3 separate regions of the Mus musculus genome follow, and all the other regions are linked to region 3. Evidence: chromatin loops called from intact Hi-C (ENCODE). Cell type or tissue: left cerebral cortex. All regions are shown on one strand.

What was found. Hi-C counts contacts between places; a loop is a spot of excess contacts. Peaks named below come from ENCODE experiments on the same cell type or tissue, not always from the same donor. Only the 100,000 strongest peaks of a DNase experiment are listed, where the experiment ranks them.
Region 1: it touches region 3 in a loop (2.7-fold over the local background); 5 of 42 quality-filtered maps call a loop at or near these places.
Region 2: a loop joins it to region 3, with 3 times the contacts of the local background. A loop is called at or near these places in 7 of 42 quality-filtered maps.

The regions. Positions count from the first base shown.
Region 1 is chrX:94,543,016-94,547,015 of GRCm38, forward strand. It overlaps the pseudogene Gm9005. Among named protein-coding and RNA genes, the nearest start is that of Maged1, 3.0 kb to the left of the region's middle. In left cerebral cortex, a CTCF peak has its summit at 2,126 (motif pointing left); DNase peaks (open chromatin) are centred at 183, 817, 2,101, 2,713 and 1 more place; H3K27ac peaks cover 182 bases.
Region 2 is chrX:94,430,175-94,434,174 of GRCm38, forward strand. No RefSeq gene overlaps it. Among named protein-coding and RNA genes, the nearest start is that of Gm14827, 11 kb to the right of the region's middle. In left cerebral cortex, a CTCF peak has its summit at 1,992 (motif pointing right); DNase peaks (open chromatin) are centred at 1,792 and 1,960.
Region 3 is chrX:94,633,828-94,637,827 of GRCm38, forward strand. It overlaps Gspt2 (G1 to S phase transition 2), which reads left to right and starts at 2,242. Exons shown (of 1, transcript NM_008179.2): 1 at 2,242-4,000. The coding sequence starts at 2,430. In left cerebral cortex, no CTCF peak of the experiment used is centred here; DNase peaks (open chromatin) are centred at 2,366 and 2,962; H3K4me3 peaks cover 2,200 bases; H3K27ac peaks cover 860 bases.

The DNA of each region.
Region 1 (4,000 bases), 91 kb before region 3:
ACTCCTTCAACCTCTATTGGAATAACAAGCTGTCCTCTCCCCAATATTTGTTCCATGGGAATAAGGCTTGTGTTCTAGGAGGCCTGGCATGTGTGGGGACCCTTTAGGTTCGTTCTGTGCTCCTCTTAGTAGGCAGTCTCCAGGAGCGAGACCGCAGGCTTTCTTGGTGACTGCTGGAGCGGCCAGAGCATTCAGGTGTGTCTGCCTTGTTCTTGCAGAATGAAGCTGGCCTTGGCTTTAGAATTCCGGGAGGAGTGTCTGCCCTATCTGTCCCTCGCTGTGTGAGTCCCCTGAGATATAGTCACTACACTTTAGTGGACTTCTCTGAGCCTGGTTTACTCACTACTATCCAAAACAGGAATCCCGCAAAGAGGGTCGTGCCCAAGGACACACAGCCAGCTGTGCTTCCAGGACAGCTGGGGAAACAAACGCAGAAAGATGGCATACAGATGCGAAATGACTCAATCCAAACCCATCCGTTTCCCAAGTCCCGGGCAGACCTTAGCGCGTTTCCCATTTATTGTGGCGTCAGCTCCTGTGAGGAGCCTGCATAGGAAAGAAGGCTAATGCTAGGAAGGACTGCAGCATTTTGTCCCCAAGGGCCAACATCAATTCTGCCAGGCTGGATGACTTCCCTCATCTGTTGCATAGCAACCTCCCCTGTCAGCTGCCTGTTTTTCCTCAGCACTTCCTCTGTAAAGTGTCTGCAGTGGGACGTGATCAGACTCAGGAAAGGAGGTCTGAGGTGCCATTTTATATTTTCTCTGCTTCCACGTCTGTATCTTCAGTCATGATCCAGCCTGTACCTTATGGACTTGCACCCTGCTGTCCCCTCCCTTCTCCAGGTGGATATCTCTTGATATTCTCAAAATTATTATTTCAAAATTTATTCATATATATATGAATATATATGTATGTATATATTCATATATATATGAATATATATGTATGTATATCCTCACCACTGTTTCCTTTAGTTTTGTTCTTTTTGTCACATGAGATTGGGAGTTTCTTTAGGGATATGGATATGGAAGTTTGCCCAATTTACTCGTTGTTGTACCTTCAGCACGAAGAACAATGCCTACCTAATACGTTTTATATTCTCAATAAAGATTGTTTGATAAATGAATGAATCACACAATCTACCCCATTGCTAAAGCTAGAAGCCTGAGAGGAAATTTTTTTTTTTGCCCGATAAATTCACGTATTATTTTTTTGTCATATACAGAGACATAATTCATTATGGCAACAGTTTATATTCATCATTGGGGATTGAAATATCTAAATGCTATCAAAGTTAAGTAATCAGTTTTGAATCCTCACCACCCTGAGCCAGTGGCTAAGGCTTTTCTGCTACCTTTCATATAGCATTTTTAAGCTCAGGCACAGAGCTTCTTACGTCAATAAGATAATAATGCACGTGGAAATATTTTAAATGGCACTCTTTTGCCTAATACTCCACATTCTTCTTTCAGGTCTCTCAGATGTGCATTGTTAGCATGATGTTTAAATCCCTGCTTGATCAAAGAGTCGTGTTTTTATCATTGGACAAGAACCAGGAGCATACGCATTTTTGCATGTTTTTATCTTATCAGAAAAATCTTTCTCTGCGTCATTCTTTTAAATGTTTAACGTTCTTTTTTGTGTCTGTTCATGTTGTAACAGGGATCCTGGTGTTAGCTGAGTTCATTTTGGGGGAAAAGGCAAAGGACTGAGTGAGCAGAAAAGACAAAAGGACTGGAATGCGGGGGGGGGGGGTGGGGGTGGGGGTGGGAAGCTTTCCAGAAGCTAAAAGGCTCTCAGGCTCTTTCCTTGGAGCTGGGAGGGGACACTGGGAGGTGAGAGTCTGAGGGGTGGGACATGAGTCTAGATGGGGTGGGACATGAGTCTAGATAGGCTGCTTTGTTGTTGTTTTAAATTAAAACCCCTGAGTCCTTCTATTTTTCTTAGTTCTTATCCAGATGTTTGTCCCTGAGCAGGCCTGTCTTTCTAACTTCCCCTCAAAGTGTATGTGGGTTTGTTTCTCTGTGTGTATGCTACATATGTGCTGGCTTTTGGATGCCAGAAGAGAGTTGTAGTCCCTGGAACTGGAGTTACAGAGGTGGTTGTGTGCCACCTGGTGTGGGTGCTGGGAACTGAACTGACTAAAACGGTTTGGCCATCTCTAGCCCCTAATTTTTATTTTTACATTTTTTTGTGTGTAAACAGATATCCATTTCTTTGAGTTAAATGTACAACAGTGCAATTTCTGGGCTTATAGTAAGTGTGTGTTAGCTTTACAAGAAGTTACAGATCTTTTCTAGAGTGGCTCAACCATTTTACATCCCATTAACCACATATAAGTGGTTCAATTTCTACAAATCTTGGGTGACATTTGTAGTCAGAATTTTTAGCAATAGTGTGTAGGAATAGCTCACCGTGCTTTTAATGTGCATTTACTTGGTGGTTAACTGAATATATTTATGTATGATAATTTCACACCCGTATCTCCTTTTTAGTAAAATGTCTCTGTATACGTTTGATCCATCTTCTATTTGGGTTGTCTTACTGCTTTTGCTAGCGATGTTGGACCTTGGTAAGATCACTGCCGCACAAGCAGGAGGATCTGAGTTCAAATTCCTAACACACATGGAAGAAGCTCATTAGAGCTTTGCACACCCACTGTGGGGGTGGAGACAGGAGGATTGCCGGATTTTTCTGTCTGGTAGTGAAAGACTGCCTGAGAATAAAACAGAAGCACTTGCCATCCTCCTTTGGCTTCTGTGAGTGCATGGGTGTGTACCTCCACACACCCATGCATGTATGTACCACATACATTTGCCATACTTACACTCACACACACATGGATGTATACAGATTAACAAAGAGAATAAGTCAATTAGTTTAAACCTTGAATATTGACTTTTTCTAGTTTATTCATGAGTCTGTTGTCAGATATGTGGTTTGCAAGTTTTCCCAGTTTATGGCTTATCTTACTCTTACTTAAAACATTTATTTTTATATGTATGTATGTATGTATGCATGAAGGTGCCCATGGATGTTGGAAGAGGATGTTGGCTCCCTTGAAGCTGTAGTCACAGATGGTTCACATGGGTGCTGCACACTAACCCCGATTGCTCTGGAAGAGCAGCAAGCACTCGTAACTGTTGAGTCATCTCTCCCACCCCCTCTTTCTATGTTTCCTCTTTTTCTTTTTCAGTAGCCTTTTAAAAGTTTATTTATGTTATGTGCATTTGCTGTTTTGCCTACATGTATGTCTGTGTGAGGGTGTCGAATCCCCTGGAACTGGAGTTACAGACAGTTGTGAGCTGCCCTGTGGGGGCTGGGAGTTGAACCCAGGTCATCTGGAAGAGTAGCCAGTGCTCTTATCCTCTGAACCACCTCTCCAGGCCCTCTTTATTCTCCCCTCCTCTCCTCTCCTTCCCTCTCTCTCTTGTTGTTTGATACATGGCTTTTTTTGTGTAACAGAACTCTGGTTGTCCTGGACTCTCTTTGTAGATCAGGCTGGCCTTGAACCTCCAGAGATTCTCCTACCTCTGTCTCCCAAGTGCTGGGATTATAAATTCATGTGCCACTATGCCTGGCTCTTTCTCTTCTCTTCTCTTCTCTTCTCTTCTCTTCTCTTCTCTTCTCTTCTCTTCTCTTCTCTTCTCTTTTTTAAATTTTAATTTACTCTTTTTTTTTCACACTCCAGATTTTTATCCCCCTCCCGGTCCACCCTCTGACTATTCCACATCTCATACCTCCCCACCCCCTCTATGAAGATGTCCCCACCCCAGCCCCCACCTTACCAGAGCTCTCCACTCTCTGGGGCCTCCAGTCTCTTGAGGGTTAGGTGCATCTCCTTTTTATTTCCTTTTCCCTTTTTCTTTTTATTATTTAAATTATATCTATGTACAGAAAACTTAGTGTACATTTAACCCAATGTAGTGGCAAGTTCTTTAGCCTTTTCTTTTCCAGCTCAGCAATGCAAGCCACAGACTTAGGACCCAGGATGTTG
Region 2 (4,000 bases), 200 kb before region 3:
AGTGTAGCATGATTTTTTTGTACTAGGTATAGTACTCAAGTCTGTGCGCGCACATGTATGTGTGTGTGTGTGTGTGCGTGTGCGTGTGCGTGTGTACGCATGTGTGTGTGTGCGCACGTGTGCTCATGCTCATGTATGCTGTCTTTCTAAGTAGCCCAGGCTGGTTGAAAGGATGTTAGGTCAGATGCACAGATGCTGTTTAAGTGGACTAAGATAATTTTGGCTATGGATTTATAACATTTCACCTCTCCATAATCATAAAGTTCAAGCCATTCAGCCTTTCAAAAGTGATTCCCCGCCCCACATCAGGAACTTTCCAGGGAGTTTAAGGCCAGCTGAGCCACACAGCTGAGGATAATTTTGAATTCATAATCCTCCTGCCACCAGCTCTGAAGTGCCAGGAGTACAGGTGTGTATGTTTAGCTTAAATATGTAAGGTCTCATGTAAGATACTGTGATTTTGAAAATGAGTACTTTGTGACTGGGGATATAGGTTCAAGGTGTTACATGTGCATCATATGTGAGAGTCCTTGCAATCTCTCACACCAGGGAATGTAATGAGAGAAAGACATTTTAAAGGACCAGTCTGGCAGTGAGAACCTTCCATTATCTTCAACCACAGTTTCAAAACTTGGGAAATGAGCACAGTTGCTTGCCCTATTCTATTCCTTCCTAAGGGAACTCTAACCCTGCTTCAGCTCTGATGTTCTCTGGCCTCATCCCTCCTTGGTGTGCATTGATTGACTAACCTTTAAAATATCACACAAAGACAGCATTCAGGAGCACCGTTGTCAGGTCACAATATAAGGCCTGCTCCTCACTCCTCTCCGGTGTCTTCTTTCATCCCAAAGCTTTGGTTTTCAGAAGTACACATTCAATCCTTAGCCAGATAGTGGTGTAATGGGTACGATTACCTCCAAGCCTCGGAATCCTAATTTTAACAGGAGAGTCCATCTTCCTTAAACATGTGTACAAAGGGTCCTGCAACAAAGCAGCATACAGGTAGGAATTACATATAGGAAAAATATTATGTGTAGACACACCGATGAAACATAAACACATGCAAAGATGTATTTAAAAACTTACTAACATGAAATAGAACTAGAATGTTTATGGAACTTAGTTTTCAATGAAGCACCTCCATGCTTGCTTCCATGCGTTCCAGGTTGTGTTATACCCAGCAAAAATACATTAGAATTTTAAAGGGTTTCTCTACAAATCATTGGTTAAGTAAAAAAGGGTGGTGCTGGAGCTTGTTAGGGCTACAGAATGGAGTTTAGAGGTTATTTTGGGGTGATTGGTATGCCTAAGGAATGCTAAGTTTACTCATTTTCATGATTTCTGTTTTCCATCGTCCTTTGCTCTCTGGGGCACTGAACACAGAGAACAGCATAGAGATTGTGTAGGCCAGGGGATTGTAAGCTCTTGTTTTTCTAAGCAAAACTTCGTCAGGGGCAGAAGTTCTGACCTGCTCAGATACATGCTGGCGACTGGACACTACTGGACAGCACAAGAAAGCTGTCTTCTGTGCTGCCCAGGGCCTCCTCACAGGTGTGGAGACTTTGGGATGGATAAAGCAGAGGGCTCCTGAAACGTGCCATCAGCTCATCTAAGTATGCTAGGAGGTAGGTTGTTAGGATCCTGGAGTGAGGGCTAATGCTCGCAACCTCATTTTGAATCATTGTGTAGGCTCAAAGCCTGCCAATCCAATGATTTACTACCTTATGTATTTCCTATGTGCTTTGGACTTCCTGCTGCTGTTGCTATGGCTCCGAGGGTGGGACTAAAGGCTGTCTTGCCGGACAGGTTCTGGGGCTGATGTACTTAGTGCATATAATTCTGTATAATGTGACACCCCCTAACCCTCTTTTTTATCCCACCTGACTTCCAGGGCCTGCCTTTTTAGGTTGGTGAAGAGCCAGAAAAAAAAACTAGATCAATTTTTGTTCACTGGTTGAATTTAGGCTTTCTGACCAGTAGATGGTAGTGCTGCTCCTTTCTCTCGCCTGCTGCTCAGTTTCTCCTCTGCCCTTTGTACTTGGAAAAAAATGTGACGCAGCTTTGTCACCCCCTTCTTTCTTCTTTTTGTCGGTGTTTTTCATTTTTCTTTTTCTTTCTTCTTCCTCAAATGCTATAGATTCCATGGGATTTTCAATGGGGTAATATTATCAGGGTTCTTTTACTAAAACACAGTATGTGGTTTCTGGGTAACTCCAACTAATATTTTCTCATTATTGAATGTTCTCTTACTTTAGTTGTCTTGGCATGTAAATATATGCTTTAGTATTGAGGCCATATTTTATTTGATTTATAGATGTCAGTTAACATCACTGTGAAACATTGGAATCCAGATAATGTGTCCAGCCAGCATAGCCATAGACTCTTATAAATTTCCTAACAAGTCTTTCATTTAATGGCACGATTTATTTTTTCTTGAGGTGTATACTTAATTAATATTGAGTATATTTACTGTGTGATATTTTGTTCGTTCATCCATTCATTGTGTAATATTCAGTGAGATGTTTACTACCACCACAAAAACATAACTCTCCTCTCAAAGGGAAGAGAGTTTAGTTTGGAGACGACTGATGCTGGCTCTGGAACACAGATGTAGGTTACCCAAAACACCAAGTTTAAATGTGGTAACAGTTTCATAATTTTTATGGTAGCAAAACCACAATTGAGGACCCTTTTCAAGTACACTTAGATGGTCAGATGTGAGAATTCTTGGAAAGAAGTTGAGTCTGCAAAGGCTTATTGACTGTTTAAAACCTTGTAGGGCGTGGTGGTGCCTGCCTTAATCCCAGCAGCAGGCAGATCTCTGTGAGTTTGAGGACAGCCTGGTCTACAGAGTGAGTTCTAGGACAGCCAGGGCTACACAGAGAAACCCTGTCTCAAACAAACAAAAAGCCAAACAGCTTGCTTCAATTATGTGGAGCGACTGGACTGTTGCAGTTTGAGGGCCTAATTACAGTTTGTCTTGGGTGACCTTTAGCCTATTAAATTGCTTTTTCTCTTCCCTCTCTCTGTCAGACTTAACATCCTGACTAACAAATAAAACATTTAGGAAATACATTAACAAAATTCAAGTTTTCCACCAACCAAAGGACTAAAAGCATCAGGTGGCATCCAGGGCCTACAGCAGGGTTCTCACCTGCCCGCCTGATGTGCCCACTGACGTATTTCGAAGTGTCTTGATTTATGGCCTTCTTTTTTTCTGTCACTATAAAACATTTGTGAAATTTTTGCCTCATTGAAACATGGTATTTTGGGGAGCTCTAAATCTGTGTTCCTGGGCCATGATAATTCATATTTGACTCCAGAATAAATCCCATCTTTTATTACTTTGAGGTAAGACTGTTACTTTCATTGACAGTGGTTATAATGAAGGCCTGGGGGAGCTCTGCTCCAGGCCTCAGACTCTCTTCCTAGCCTTGGGATTTACCAAGTAATCACAAGACTGCTGAGGCCCTGCTAGGGAATATTCAGGAGTTATGATGGCCCAAGATAATTTGGCTTTGGTCCTGCAGCATTCCAACCGACTAAAGCCTTATAGAATGTTTAAAGTAGATGTGGCGTTTTCTCTGAGAACTTTAGTTCATGCCATTTATTATTCCATTAGGGTAAAAAGGTTGAAATACTTTGAAAACAAAAGTTCATAAAGTCGGGTGTGGTGGCGCACGCCTTTAATCCCAGCACTCGGGAGGCAGAGGCAGGCGGATTTCTGAGTTCGAGGCCAGCCTGGTCTACAAAGTGAGTTCCAGGACAGCCAGGGCTACACAGAGAAACCCTGTCTCAAAAAAGTGTATGTTAAATACAATGAATTTCACATTGCATAGTGATTTCAACTTTATTTTTAAATGAGATTGTTAACATGAGATATTTTTCTGTTCTTTTTTAAATTTATGGTTACATTATGTATCTCTGGCTGGCCTGAAACTCATTATGTAGACCAGGCTGGCCTTGAATTCCTGAGTACTACACCACCATGGCCTGCTTA
Region 3 (4,000 bases):
TATATATATATACACACACACACACACACACACACATTGATATATATATATATCATGCTGAATCCATTTAGTGTTTCTCATGTGTATATGTGTTTAGAGCTGACCACTTCAGACAGGATAACCTATCTGGGTCTCATCCTTGGGAAAGACTGATTTGACTTCTCTCAGCAGCCATTTCTTCCTAATGCTGAAACCTTTAAATACAGTTCCTCAGTCTTTCTGTTCCTTCTTCTGGATGTTCCCTGAACCTTTGGTCAAAATTTGGGGGTGTCCAACCCCAGTGGTACTTATCTCTTTTTATAAGAAAATAAACATAATTTTGTTTTATGAAATTCTTTTTGAGACAGAGTTTTCCCTGTGTAGGTAGCCCTGGCTGTCCTGGAACTAGCTCTATAAGCTAGGCTGGCATCTAACTCAGAGATTCACCTGCCTCTGCCTCTTAAGTGCTGGAATAAAAGGCGTGAGCCACCACTTCCTGGCTTTATGCAATTATCTTTGTTCTATGTTTTACAATAAAACATTTAAAAGGGGAAATGAATAAATATCATATATACTTAAAAATATAGTGGGGAAAATCTTTGTGAGAGGGAGACGAGTGCTCCTTCATAAGCCAAGAGTTTTGTCTAAGGTCAATTTTTCCAGTAGACTGAAGCAAATGTTCTGTGTGTCTGTTTCTCCCTCCGTCTGTCTGCCTGTCTTGTTCTCTGTCCTGCCTCTAGTCACTTTCTGAATCCCATGAATGACAGACTGTGAGGACACCAATCCACCATTTCTTTTTTCCCCTTTAAAGCTGTTAATGAAGAAAACCCTCTGTTCTCTAAAAAAGATACCCAAGCAGCAAACTTGTTAATATTTTATGACTAATTCAATTGACTTAGAAGGAAAAATTCTAAATCTGTCCTGTGTATTAGAATAGGTTACTTTATGTAATAACAGCCCCTTAAACCTTGACAGATTCTCCTAAACCCATTTAAAGAACGTTGTCCTAGGGTCACAAAATGTTCCAGTACCTGTGCGGGGTGCTGCCCAGAAGTCTATCTTTACATTTTACTTCTCAGTTTTTCCTATTATTTTTCTTTTTTCTGCAATAAAAGAAATAAACCATTACCAGGGAAAAAGAACCAAGGGCAGGTAAAGGTGGGAAATAAATAGCACACAGCTGTGGCAGCTCCATAGTGAGCACTATCAAGGGCCCTGATATTCTCATGAAGTATGGAGAACATAGTGATCAAATTACCAGTCATCCACTTGGTTTTATAACGTCTTACTTTGTTATTGGGTTGATTTAAAACAAATGCCTACAACTCCACCTGGGAAAAGTAAATTGGATCATCCCCAGCTTTCTCCTCTCTGATTGCTATAATTTACAAACAAGTACATCCAGGATTTAGATAAAATATCAACCATTTTTGAGGGTGATAGTCTATTAATGAGAACTATAAAGGATTTTCTACACTTTAGAGGCCATAGTGGCTTTAATTGAGCTTACAGCCAGTTTCTTTTTACCTCTGCCACTGCATTGATTCCTATTGCAAACTCAGTTCTGGTTTCCGAACGAAGCTGAAAGGGCATGGCCTGTGATTCTTGTAGAAGTCCTGGTATATAGGTACAACTACAGATGGTTGGAAAGGTACAGTGGCCTTACTCCAGAGAATGGCCTGCCTGCTACTGTCCGGATACTTGCATATAAAATGATTAGAATAATTGTTAAAAATTGCTTTCCTTGGTAATTTAAAAAGACCATTAACCCCATCCTTAAAATGCAAGCGGATGGGGGCATCAATGGGAACAAAAAGCCTCTCGATTTCAAATTAATTCGTGATTTTAAGTTGCAATTACTATCTTGATTCATTCTATAAATCCCCGTGTAAGCGCTACTGACCTCCCACCCCGCTTGTTGCTCATTTTTTGCCTCCCATTTGTTCAATAGGAATTTTCGTTTTATGTGAAGATTTTAGAATTTTAAGTCAGGTGTATCTAAGGCTTAATCATTGGAACGTGGTCAAATCATTCTGTCAGATTGTGTGAACCAAAATAAATAGAAAATCTCGTGTTTTTTTCTTTTTCTTTTCTTTTTAAATTGTACTTGGAGACTCAGCCTCTGACTGAGAACTAACGGGGACAAACCTACGGATGGCAGCGAGGGGTCAATTCACCACAGGCGTTGGGTCAGGGGTGGAGGAGTCGGAAGTGATTGGGATTTGGGGGAGGAGATTCGCTCACACATTGGAGCTGAGCCTTGAGCGGCCATATCTGCCGCCGCCGCAGCTGTGAGTGCAGCATCTGCGCTTAGCTGCCTCCGCGCCGCTAAGGTTCGCGTCGCTCGCCCGTGGCCCGTGGCTGTTCCTGCCTTACTACCACCGGTAGAACCCTCTCCTCCTGACCTGCCTACCTCGCTCCTTCTCCGCCGCACCCCGGCTGCTCACACCATGGATCTCGGCAGCAGCAGCGACTCGGCTCCCGACTGCTGGGATCAGGTGGACATGGAAGCCCCGGGTTCGGCTCCGAGCGGGGATGGAATCGCCCCCGCAGCCATGGCAGCGGCTGAGGCCGCGGAAGCCGAGGCCCAGCGCAAGCATCTCAGCTTGGCCTTCAGCAGTCAGCTCAACATCCACGCCAAACCTTTCGTGCCTAGCGTAAGCGCAGCGGAGTTCGTGCCGTCCTTCCTGCCTGGATCGGCCCAGCCGCCCGCCCCCACAGCCTCCAGCTGCGACGAAACCTGCATCGGTGGCGCCGGGGAGCCTGAAGGTAAACGGATGGAATGGGGAGCACCTGTAGAACCTTCCAAAGATGGCCCTTTAGTGTCGTGGGAGGGTTCCAGTTCAGTTGTTACCATGGAACTTTCAGAACCTGTTGTAGAAAATGGAGAGGTGGAGATGGCCCTAGAAGAATCTTGGGAGCTTAAAGAAGTGAGTGAAGCAAAGCCTGAGGCTTCTTTGGGAGATGCAGGGCCCCCAGAAGAAAGTGTCAAGGAAGTGATGGAGGAGAAAGAGGAAGTAAGGAAATCAAAATCTGTGTCCATACCATCAGGTGCACCTAAGAAAGAACACGTAAATGTGGTCTTCATTGGGCATGTGGATGCTGGCAAGTCAACCATTGGAGGACAAATAATGTTTTTGACAGGAATGGTTGACAGAAGGACACTTGAGAAATACGAACGAGAAGCTAAGGAGAAGAATAGAGAGACCTGGTACTTGTCCTGGGCCTTAGATACAAACCAGGAAGAACGAGACAAGGGTAAAACAGTGGAAGTGGGCCGTGCGTATTTTGAAACGGAAAAGAAGCATTTCACAATCCTAGATGCCCCTGGCCACAAGAGTTTTGTCCCAAATATGATTGGCGGTGCCTCTCAAGCCGATTTAGCTGTGCTGGTGATCTCTGCCAGGAAAGGGGAATTTGAGACTGGATTTGAAAAAGGTGGACAGACAAGAGAACATGCAATGCTGGCCAAAACAGCAGGGGTAAAATACTTAATAGTGCTTATTAATAAGATGGATGACCCCACAGTAGATTGGAGCAGTGAGCGATATGAAGAATGTAAAGAAAAACTGGTGCCCTTTTTGAAAAAAGTTGGTTTCAGTCCAAAAAAGGACATTCACTTTATGCCCTGCTCAGGACTGACTGGAGCAAATATTAAAGAGCAATCTGATTTCTGTCCTTGGTACACCGGATTACCATTTATTCCGTATTTGGATAGTTTGCCAAACTTCAACAGATCAATTGATGGGCCAATTAGGTTGCCAATTGTGGATAAGTACAAGGATATGGGCACTGTGGTCCTGGGTAAGCTGGAATCAGGATCCATTTTTAAAGGCCAGCAGCTTGTGATGATGCCAAACAAGCACAGTGTGGAAGTTCTAGGAATCGTTTCTGATGATGCCGAGACTGATTTTGTAGCTCCAGGTGAAAACCTCAAAATCAGACTGAAAGGGATTGAAGAGGAAGAGATTCTTCCAGGCTTCATACTTTGTGAACCCAGTAATCTTTGCCATTCCGGACG